Regions from separate parts of the Homo sapiens genome. Here region 1 is linked to region 2. The links are chromatin contacts, found by Hi-C or POLR2A ChIA-PET in ENCODE. All regions are on one chromosome and are shown on one strand. The core of a region is the stretch at or near the end of the contact, and the rest is flanking DNA. Distances in the headings are between cores, read along the strand shown.

The links. Hi-C counts contacts between places; a loop is a spot of excess contacts on that map. ChIA-PET counts read pairs that join two places held with the same protein, here RNA polymerase II (POLR2A). Pooled maps may share reads with other maps.
Region 1: a loop to region 2 is called in a pooled map, with 4 times the contacts of the local background. The contact joins the promoter of DDX55 here to the promoter of DNAH10 in region 2. A Hi-C loop is called at or near these places in 2 of 37 single-sample maps with no recorded cell type and 3 of 50 pooled maps. POLR2A ChIA-PET finds 5 or more read pairs at or near these places in 3 of 52 experiments (BJ, Panc1 and activated CD4-positive, alpha-beta T cell).

The regions. Positions count from the first base shown.
Region 1 is chr12:123,600,403-123,605,871 of GRCh38, reverse strand. It overlaps DDX55 (DEAD-box helicase 55), which reads right to left and starts at 3,773. Exons shown (of 14, transcript NM_020936.3): 1 at 3,616-3,773. The coding sequence starts at 3,723. RefSeq lists an enhancer at 3,012-3,061 and a silencer at 3,302-3,411.
Region 2 is chr12:123,758,146-123,763,922 of GRCh38, reverse strand. It overlaps DNAH10 (dynein axonemal heavy chain 10), which reads right to left and starts at 1,622. Exons shown (of 79, transcript NM_001372106.1): 1 at 1,373-1,622. The coding sequence starts at 1,586. ATP6V0A2 (ATPase H+ transporting V0 subunit a2) reads right to left here. Exons shown (of 20, transcript NM_012463.4): 20 at 2,168-5,777. RefSeq lists a silencer at 1,622-2,041.

The sequences.
Region 1 (5,469 bases), core at 2,524-5,023, 160 kb after region 2:
CGAAGCCCTAGGAACATAATGGGCAGCTAAGGTCACAGTGGGTCCCACCACAAAAGGGGCTCTGAGTAACCAAGTCACCATAGAGAAGTTGAATCAAACGTGGCAACTGTGTCTATGTGGACGGCGTGTGGGGACAGTGAGCTGAGCTGGGAGGTGGGAGTCCTGAATTCTAGCCCTGTCGCTCCTACTTTCCTCTCTGAACCAGGAAGGCGTTGAAGACATTGGGTTTTAGGGTCCCTTCCAGCTCTAGTATCACAGAATCATGATTCAAATAAACCCTCTCATTTTAAGCACTGTAGAGGTTGCCAGACTTTAAAAGAAACCTGGTTTTAGCAATCAAAAAAAACCTCAATTAGATTCAGGCCTTGGCCTGGAGGCTGCTCCCTCCAGGATTCAGCCCTGGTCCCCAGGGCCTGAGCTCACTTAAATCACAGCAGGTGTAATATTATTCTAACTGCCTCTACACAGTGATTGCTATCCCCCTGCTCAACCCCTGAGGGAACATTTGACAATGTAAGGAGACATTTTTGGTTGTCAAAACCCAGGGTGGGCCAGGCGTGGTGGCTCACATCTATAATCACAGCACTTTGGGAGGCCCAGGTGGGTAGATCCCTTAAGGCCAGGAATTCCAGACCAGCCAGGCAACACAGGGAGACTCTGTCTCTACAAAGAAAATTTTTTTAATTATGTGGGTGTGGTGGTGCATGCCTGCAGTCCCAGCTACTCAGGAGGCTAAGGTAAGAGGATCACCTAGGCCCAGGGAGGTCGAGGCTACTGTGAGCTGTGACTGTGCCACTGCACTCCAGCCCGGGTAACAGAGCAAAACCCTGCCTCAATAAATAAATAAATAAATAAAATACAACCAGGGTTGGGAGGTGATGTCCTCTGATGGACAGATTCCAGTGATGTTGTTAAACATCCTACAATGCCCAGGACAGCCCCATAACAAAAAATTTTCCAGCACAAAATGTCAATAGTGCCAACAGTGAGGACCCTGCTTCAGGCCATTGCTGTCCAATAGAAATAAAATGTGAACCACATAAACAATTTTAAATTTTCTAATAGCCATAGTAAGAAAAGTAAAAAGAAATGGGTGAAATAAATTTTAATATTTTATTTAACCCAATATATCAAAAATATTGTCCCTTCACATTTAGTCAATATTTAAAAATCAGCATTTTCCATTCTTTTTTCATACTAGGTCTTCAAAATCTAGTGTGTTATTTGATACTCAGAGTACACTTTGATTTGGACAAAGTGTATTTCAAGCACTTGATAGCCATGTCTGATGACTGTGTAGTGGATGACAGGTCTAGACAATGAGCTCTGAGGCCAGAGATTGGGTCTTGCTCGCACTACATTCCCTAGGCAGGGCACATAGCACTCCCAGTTTTCATCTCCAGCCCTGCCTGCTGGAAATACATTCTCCACATTCCCGGGAATCTTATGGGCATCTCAAACTCAAGACTTCATTTATTTAAAAAAAATTTTTGTGATGACAGGGCCTCCCTATGTTGCCCAGGCTGGTCTTGAACTCCTGATCTCAAGTGATCCTCCCACCTTGGTCTCCAAAAGTGCTAGGATTACAGGCGTGAGCCACCGTGCCCGGCCATTATTTATTTTAATTTCGAAGATGCGGGTCTCACTATGTTGCTCAGGCTGGTCTTGAACTCCTGGGCTCAAGGGATCCTCCCACCTCAGCCTTCCAAACAAATGGTACTACAGGCGGGTGCCACTGTACCCAGCTCAGTGTTTAAAAACAGGACTCTTGTGGTCAGGCGCAGTGGCTCACTCCTGTAATCCCAGCACTTTGGGAGGCCAAGGCGGGCGTACCTGAGGTCAGGAGTTCAAGACCAGTCTGGCCAACATGGCGAAATCCCGTCTCTACTAAAAACACAAAAATTAGCCAGGCGTGGTGGTGTATGCCTGTAACCCCAGCTACTTGGAAGGCTGAGATGGGAGAATAGCTTGAACCCGGGAGGCAGAAGTTGCAGTGAGCCGAGATCGTGTCATTGCACTCCAACCTGGGCAACAGAGAAAGATTCCGTCTCAAAAAAGTTAAAAACAAACAAACAAACAAAAAACAAAAAAAAGAACTCTTGACTTTCCCTCTGAAACCTGATACGCACGCCAGTCATTCTTGGGAAATGGTAACACCATTCACTCAGCTACTAATAAAAATCAGCCGGGTGCGGTAGCTCAGCCTGTAATCCCAGCACTTTGGGAGGCCAAGGCGGGTGGATCAGGAGGTCAGGAGTTCAAGACCAACCTGGCCGAGATGGTGAAACCCCGTATCTACTAAAAATACAAAAAATTAGCCGGGCATGGTGGCAGGCACCTGTGATCTCAGCTACTTGGGAGGTTCAGGCAGAGAATTGCTTGAACCCAGGAGGCGGAGGTTGCAGTGAGCCGAGATCGCGCCACTGCACTCCAGCCTGGGCAACAGAGCGAGACTCCATCTCAAAAAAAAAAAAAAAAAGAATAAAAACCTCAGGTCCTGTAGTCTTTTCTTTCCTAACCTCCACTTCCAGTCCCTTAGCAACCTTAAAGCTATCCCAAATGTGACTTCTCAGTATCCACTGGTTCCACCCTACTCCAAGTCACCATCATCTCTTACCTGACAATGGCCTCCTAAGCGACCTGCCTGCTTCATCTCTTATGCCTGGAAAGGCCACTCTCTACAGAGAAATCACAGCCCTTCCCTTCCTAAACATCCTCCCAGATAAGATGGCTTCCCACTACATTTAGAATGAAATCCAAGCGCCTACAAGACCCTGCACAATCCATCTCTTACACTACTCTTGATGTTCAGCCACAAAGGCCTCCTTTCTGCTGCTCAAACTATTTGCAGCCTGCCGCAGGGCATTTATGTGCACTGGTATTTCTCTCCAGTGGAATAATCTCCCCCTAGTCACCTCAGAGCCAGCTCCTTCTCAATCACTGAGGTCTCAGCTCAATGCACCTCCTCAGAGAGGCCTTCCTTAACACCCTATCTCACCTCCTCTGCAGTCCTCGCGCGACACTATCACAACCGTCTTAGTTCTTTCATAACACTTACCAGCAGCTGAAATTATCCTTTCTCTAGCTCTTGCACTAGAAAGTAAGGCTATGAGCAGATGCCAATACTGCAAACTCCCCAGAGCCTAGAAGAGTTCCTGACACATAGCAGGTCCTCAAGAAATATTCTTGAAGAGATGCATAACAACGGTAACCCTTACTGAGCTCCCATAGTGTGCCGACTGGTTTATTTAGTCCCCACAGCAACCCCATAAGGAGGGTGTTATTTTTTCGTCATTTCACAGAGAAGGAAAATGAAGCACGGAGAGGTTAAGCCATTTGCCCGAGGTCTCACAGCTACAGCGAGCAGGGCCAGGATGAGAACCAGGCTTGAGACCACAGCACCCGAGGGCGGGGTGGGTCGCGGCCCCTCTGCCGGCTCGCTGGCCGGGCAGCTCCGCATTCCGCCAGTCTGGGCAGCTGGAGACAAGGCAAGAGCCCCAGCTGGAGGGATGAGCGCCCCAGGGCTCAGATCTGTCCGATCACCTCCTGTGGGTCCGATGCAGCGGGTGCCTGCCCCTCTCCCAGCCTCACTCCCCCACGCCAGGGAACCGATACCTGCACCGGCGTCATGTACGGGAAGCCCAGCTCCCGCAGCGCGCCCAGCACCTGCGGGTGCAGCGGCACAGGCAGCGACTCCCAGGAGCCCTCTGTCACATGCTCCATGGCGCGCTCCTTCGCCGCGTCGGTCGCCGCTGCTCGAACGCGCCTTGTGCACCCCCAACGAGCACTTCCGCTTCCCGCAGCTCCAGCGGCCGGCCGGGAACTTCGCTGGAGCAGCAGAGTTCCGGAGCGCGGCGAAGGCTCCCACGCCGCGGGAGGGAGGAAAGGCGTCCGCGGGACGGTGGAGGCAGGCGGCGGGGCAGGCCTGGGGAGTTACACCCGCTCCGCACAGCGCCCTGGGCTCCGGGCGCCTCTCCGCACCGGGCAGGAGTTTTGGCGGGAGGGATTCTGGCCCGGCCCTCCCACTTTCTCTGCCCCTCGGAGGCAGGTGGCAGCACAGGACCGCGTCCAGGCCGAAGGACAGCGGGGCTGGCTACCGTGGGCAGAGAAACGTGTCGGGGACCCGGGTTAGCAGCCCTGCAAAACAGGCACCCGCTGATGGCCGGTACGTCCTGAATGTTGCGGTCCGATGGCCGGTACGTCCTGAATGTTGGTTTACTTTCCCGGAAGTTAGGGTCAGAGTCCTAACTAAGAACACTGTCCCATTCCTCTGTTCACTGTTTGCCTGGGCCATTCATGTCCACATACAACTTCACTCAGAAAGCTGTTTTTGTTGTTGTTGTTGTTGTTGTTGTTGTTTGAGACGGAGTCTCGCTCTGTTGCCCAGGCTGGAGGCTGGGCGCTATAACGGTTCACTGCAAGCTCCGCCTCCCGGGTTCACGCCCTTCTCCTGCCTCAGCCTCCCGAGTACCTGGGACTGCAGGCGCCCTCCACCACGCCCGGCTAATTTTTTGTATTTTTAGTAGAGACGGGGTTTCACCGTGTTAGCCAGGATGGTCTCGATTTCCTGACCTCGTGATCCGCCCGCCTCGGCCTCCCAAAGTGCTGGGATTACAGGCGTGAGCCACCGCGCCCGGCCTTCACTCAGCAAACTTTTATTGACCACTCATTATGTGCCCTCTATGAGGGCCTATCTCCTCCACCTATGTGCATGGCTTGCTCCTGTTGAGGCTCTGAAAACGAAACCCCAAAATGAAGGCCCCAGAGGCAGCCTCAGAAGCAAGTTTCTCTCTGACCTTCTGCTCCCTCTCTGATCTCTGATTCTCTGAGGCTAGCCATAGAAACTCAAGAATCCCTCTTGCCCATGACGGAGCATAGAAACAGGAATCCCTTTTCTCCACAGTCAGCCATAAAACCTAAAAATATTACTCTCTCTCCACCTTTCTGTGAAAAAACTGGCCATAAAGAAATTATTGGCCTGGCACGGTGGCTCACGCCTGTAATCTCACCACTTTGGGAGGCCAAAGCGGGCAGATCTCAAGGTCAGGAGTTCGAGACCAGCCTGGCCAATATGGTGAAACCCCGTCTCTACTAAAAATACAGAAATTAGCCAGGCGTGGTGGCGCATGCCTGTAGTCCCAGCTACTCAGGAGCCTGAGGCAGAAGAATCGCTTGAACCAGGGAGGTGGAGGTTGCGCCACTGCACTCCAGCGTGGGTGACAAAGCGAGACTCAGTCTCAAAAAAAAAAAGAAAAAGAAATTATCTGGGCTAGGTGCGGTGGCTCATGCCTGTAATCCCAGCACTTTGGGAGGCTGAGGCAGGCGGATCACCTAAGGTAAGGAGTTTGAGACCAGCCTGGCCAACGTAGTGAAACCCTGTCTACTAAAAATACAAAAAATTAGCCAGGTGTGGTGGCAGGTGCCTGCAGCTACTCCGGAGGCTGAGCTACAAGCATCGCTTGAACCTGA
Region 2 (5,777 bases), core at 373-2,872:
CTGCACTCCAGCCTTGGCGACAGAGCTAGACTCTGTCTCAAAAAAAAAAAAAAGAAGTGGCCAGGTGCCAGATGGCTAACACCTGGAATCCCAGCACTTTGGGAGGCCGAGGCGGGAGGATCACTTGACCTCAGTAGTTTGAGACCACCCTGGGCAACATGGTGAAACCTGTCTCTACCAAAAATATAAAAATTAGCCAGGCATGGTGACGCATACCTGTAGTCCCAGCTACTCAGGAAGCTGAGGTGGGAGAATCACTTGAGCCCTGGAGGCAGAGGTTGCAGTGAGTCAAGATCGCACCACTGCACTCCAGCCTGGGTGACAAAGTGAGACCCTATCTCAAAAAAAAAAAAAAAAAAGTTAAAAAATAGAATACAATAAATGAATCTGCCTGGTACCTTTAAAAAAAAAATCAAAGGTCTGCCGGCCCTGCCACCCGAACCCAGTGAGAGGCCCTGCAAGGGATCCCCAAGTCCTTAAGGGGCTGGAAAAGTAGCCCAGGAGACTGGACAGCCAGGCAGGAGGTCCCGGTAGCTGTGCTCCAGCTGGTGCTCCTGCGAGGAGGCGGCTTTCGAGGTCCCAGTCTCCTTCTAGCTGTTTCTGAAGCGAGTTGTCCTGCCTCCTCCTCTCACCTGTGCTGGCCCCTCCCTGCCCTCTCAGTGTCCCTGGCCTATCAGAGAGTAGGTGGGGCTGGGGATCCGCCTCCACAGAGGGTTCTGGGACCCTGGTCACTGTCTTTTTGTATTTGCGATGCTAATTTGTTCAACATAAACATTTAAAGTCTACTGTAGTTTTTAAACTTTGTCCTAGCCTTATTTTACTTTTTAGGATATAAGGAGCCTCCAGAAGTAGAAAGGGGTGCTCTTCGGACCCTCCGTGAGAGGCTGCGACCGTCAAGGAGAGTGACAGTGACCTGGGTCCCTGCCACACCTGGGCATGGCTCTACCCAGCCGTTCGGATTATTGCACAGTGGATCTTGACGCCCCGTGGGCCTTGGGCAGGTTACTTAACCCCCTCCGTGCCAGTTTGCTCATCTGTAAAATAGGGATGAGGATACACCCGCCTCGTAGGGTTAAGGAGTTGATACAAGCGTTGGAACCGCACCTGGCACGGGGTGCGGGCTAAGTCAGTGTTTGCTGTGATTTTTCAATCAAGGCCTGACTTTCAAGTGGGCTGTGGGCCCAGGAGGGCAGGGACGGCTGTGATTGCTGGGTTCGCCCGGGGCCTGCACGTGGCGGGCGGCAGCGTTTGTGGACAGCACCTGAGGCCGGGGCCGGACGATGGGCAGGCTCTAGCAGCCCCGGCGCCCGCCGGAGAGGCCGGGACGGGCAGGAGGGAAGCCCGGGGAAGGGAGCGGCGCGTCGAGGCTCACCAATCTCCACCTCCACCTCCTCCGGCACCATAGTGCGGTAGATGAAGAGCGCCGAGGGCCCCTCCTCCTCGCTCGCCTGGTTGAGGAAGTGCAAGATGAGGTCCTCGCCCTGGCCGTCGTCGCGGTTGAGCAGGTCCTCGAAAAGCTGGGGGTCGGTGATGCCGAAAGCCGCATACACGCGGTCGCGCATCCACAGCACCCGCAGGTCGTCCATGGCGCCGCGCAGTGCAGAGGGAGCCGGGCGCAGGGCGGGCGTCCGTGGCAACGGCGGCCCTAGCAATGGGCGCCCCGGAAACGGCCGCAGCTCGCCCCGCCGACGGCGCCGGCGCTGGGGGCTGCAAGCTCGGCAGTGCCCCGCGCCCGGCCCCTCGATCCCGAACCCGCGAGCCGCAGCCCACGCCCCGGCCCCGGGATCTCGGAGGCGCGCACCAGGCCCCCGGGCCGCCGAGGTAGGCTGGTTGCTCCCTGGCCCCGGCAGCGCGCACGCCCCTGGATGCGGAGCGGGACCCTCGCCGCCAGGAGCCGCCCTCGGGCCGCTGCAGCCGAGGGTGCGACCCCACCCCACGCCGACCGGTTTGCAAGCAGCCCGCCCACCTTGCAGATGAAGCTGGGGCTAGAGAGTTGGCGAGACGAAGGTCACAGCACCTCGGCGGTGGCAGAGGCGGGATTAGAGGCCAGACGAGGAGGAAATAAGCCGAGAAAGCACGAGTTCCTCATGGCCTACAAAATCAGGGAAGGAGCAGAGTTCTTTAGCTTTCTTGCCAAACTAGAGCATAATAAAGCAAAACACCCACGTTTAAAAATATAGATATATTTATTTGTCATTAGCAAAAGGAAGTTAAATACTGATAGAAGATGCAAATTTGTCCTTTCATGCATTTGTGGAGCAAAGTACTAACTTGTTCACTGTCATTTCCCCTCACAAGGAGTTGAGCCCCTAGATGACTCAGGCTAACCCTAAGAACCTACCTAGCCTTCTTAGATATTCCCATCAAAGAACAGGTGGAGTGTACTAAGTATTTCTGAAAATTCTAAACCAAATCAGCAAAAATGGCCTGACTGTGGGAAGACTGTTCGTTCAAACTGCCTTATTCCCATCATCTTGATTTGACAGCTTCATAATAACCTTCCTGGATATATTCCCTGTGGCACGCAAGCAAACCCGGCTTTACGTTTTTAATAGAGGAATTTATTGTTTTAAATGCGGACTGTAGAATAGGTGTAGAAGTTGTTTTTCTTTTCCAAAATGTATCAGGCTCTAAAACGTCTGAATATGTAATTCATGGACATCGTAAGGCTGACCTATGCTACAGGTATTCTGTGCCTTATTAAACAACTGCAGAGGGCCAGGCGCGGTGGCTCACGCCTGTAATCCCAGCACTTTGGGAGGCCAAGGTGGGTAGATCACCTGAGGTCAGGAGTTTGAGACCAGCCTGGCCAACATGGTGAAACCCTGTCTCTACTAAAAATACAAAAATTAGCCGGGCACTGTGGCAGGCGCCTGTAATCCCAGCTACTCGGGAGGCTAGGGCAGGAGAATTGCTTAAACCCAGGAGGCAGAGGTTGCAGTGAGCCGAGACTGCACCACTGCACTTCAGCCTAGGTGACAGAGTGAGACACTGTCTCAAAAAAAATAAAAAAATTTTTAAATAAACAACTGCTGAGGGGATGCTGACACCAGAATGTTGTTATAAAATATCCATTCCAGAAACAGAGCAGCATTCAGCGAAAGAGGAGTTCCAAGTCCTTTCGCTGCTGGAAAGTCCGCAGGGCTCACCCAGATCCTATCAGACAGAACACCCTTTGCACTCCTTAACTGACCACGGCAATTACAGTCTCCAGCCCAGCAGGTTGAATCAAAGTCTAGTTTACTGAAGAAATCCCTTGGGTTTTAAGATTCTGTTAACACATGGTAATAAACATCTAAATAAAAACTGAGAAATGTCGTGTCGTGACATTTATCTTTAGGAAAATAAACATATTCAGTATCATCCACACAACTTGCCATCTGTGCTCTGGATCTCTGCTATCAAGGGAATGAAGTATGTTTTAAAAACTGGATACATAATAGGTTCTAGCAAAAGCCTTAACAAACAAAACTGAGCGATAACTCTGGTAACATGACACTGGAGCCCATCGCTTTATAGAGAAACAAATTCCCGTGGCCCCTATAAGACACTATTATCAAACTACATTTCCAGAGAGCGCTTTCCCAGAGTTAGGATTCTGAATTCGCTTTTCATATAATGACATTCTACATAAATACTACATAGATTTCAACAGAGAAATGACTGCATCCTCTGCTCTATGCTGAGAAGAGGTGTTAATTAGAAAGAGTTAAAAAAGTGGCCCCATGAGAATTACTAGTGGGGAGCAGTAAACAATTCCCGTGAATATCGTGTCCCTTATTTACCAATCAGCTAACAGTGCCCTGAAGTCTTGGGCTTCCTAGGGATGAAGTAGTTACCATTGTTTTTATGACAGACCCCTGGAGCAAAGTAACACAAATGTCCCCTTGTGGAAGCATCAGCTCTAGGTGAAAGCAACTCTGAGACCTGACCAGCACTGCTGGGATGTCATAGTCACCCAACACAAGTGCCCGACATGACACCTTTCTAGGGAAGCATAACTTTGAGAGCAGAATCATTTTCAAGCATTTCATCGGCATCATTTGATAATTTAATATGAGGGACAAAAAGCAGTAAGTCCAAACTGGCCTTGGGTAACATCTCATCAAGTAGCACACAGAATCTGTACTGTAATTGAAAGGGTTTAATTGTAAGTCACGGCTGTGTCAACGCTGTTCAGCTCATGCCTTGAAATCAGCTGCACAGCCACGTTAAACTCAGCACCTCCAGACTCTCAGCTTGTAACAGAAGTGCCAAGCTCTCTACCTCGAAACAGGATAGAGGAGGATGCGGGCAAATAGCCTTTTAACGTGTATCACTCACAATGTCAAGAAGGTGAAAAAAAGTCAGGTTTCTTTTTGAAAATAATTGTCTAAAATCAAACTAAAATATGAAAAATTAACATAATTTGCAAGAATATAGGTCAAAATGTTCAATAGGACTGACTCAAGTTCACAAAAAACCAAATGTCAAACAGATGAATTTAAACTAAAGATTATAAAACAATGGCTATTAAGAATTAGTTTTCAACTGATCTAAACAGTGTTTGAAAGTTTAAATTAACTCAATACTTTTATCAGAACTTTAGCTAGAAACAGTCTGAAAGTAAAAAAAGTATCATTAGACTGTTCTCAAGGATAAGTGCAATCTCTTCATGGTAAAATATCTTCATTTATATTTAGACTGTTCTCAAGGATAAGTGCAATCTCTTCATGGTAAAATATCTTCATTTATATTTTGTTACAAAAATATACAAAATACTACTTTTTACCTTTCCTTCACTCAGTATAAACCCTTCTGGTTCAGTGACATCAGCCAAGCTGTCACTAAATTCAAATCATGTCCGCATTATATCTTCTACAGTCACACTGGGTTTTAAGGCTCAGCATACAATTTATCTTCCAAACATACAATTATCATAACTGGTTTTATGTAAGGGTAACAGGATAAGAGTCTTTAAAAAAATATACAAGTGGGATAACCATTTGTTGTATGTCATTTTATCCCATTGTCCCCAATTACTAAAACAAGACAAAATTGTAAAAACAATCCTCTACTTGTAATTCTAGGTAGCACAGGATAAAAAATATTTGCATATTTTGGCCAGGCATGGTGGCTCACGCCTGTAATCCCAGCACTTAGGGAGGCCGAGGCAGGTGGATCACTTGAGGTCAGAAGTTCGAGACCAGCCTGGCCAACATGGTGAAACCCCATCTCTACAAAAATACAAAAAAATTAGCTGGTCACGGTGGCGCATGCCTGTAATCCCAGTTACTCGGGAGGCTGAGACAGGAGAATCACCTGAATCCAGGAGGCGGAAGTTGCAATGAGACACGATCGTGCCATTGCACTCCAGCCTACGTGACACAGCAAGACTTCATCTCAAAAAAAAAAAAAAAGTACATATTTTTAAATCCAGCAGAATAAATGTGAATGTTTTGATTACCCATCATTAAATTTTTTAAAAAACTATCCCTACTTCAGCTGTTGGAAAATATTATCTGGCAACTTCAGGTGACAGATTAACTCTGTTGTTTGTTTTAAATAAAGTTTAAAGGAAATAAGTATCTAATACCATTTTCAACTAGCCATGCAAAATTGGCTTCTCTCCCCAAATCCTGTATTTGAAAAAATAACTTTAACATAACGTTTGGCATTAACTTATATTTGCTCATCATAAAAAACCAAAAGAAATTTTTATATCTCAAATTGGTAAACTTTACAAAATATTTAACATATGAGGAAGAGGTATATCTTACAGAATTATTTGGCTATGT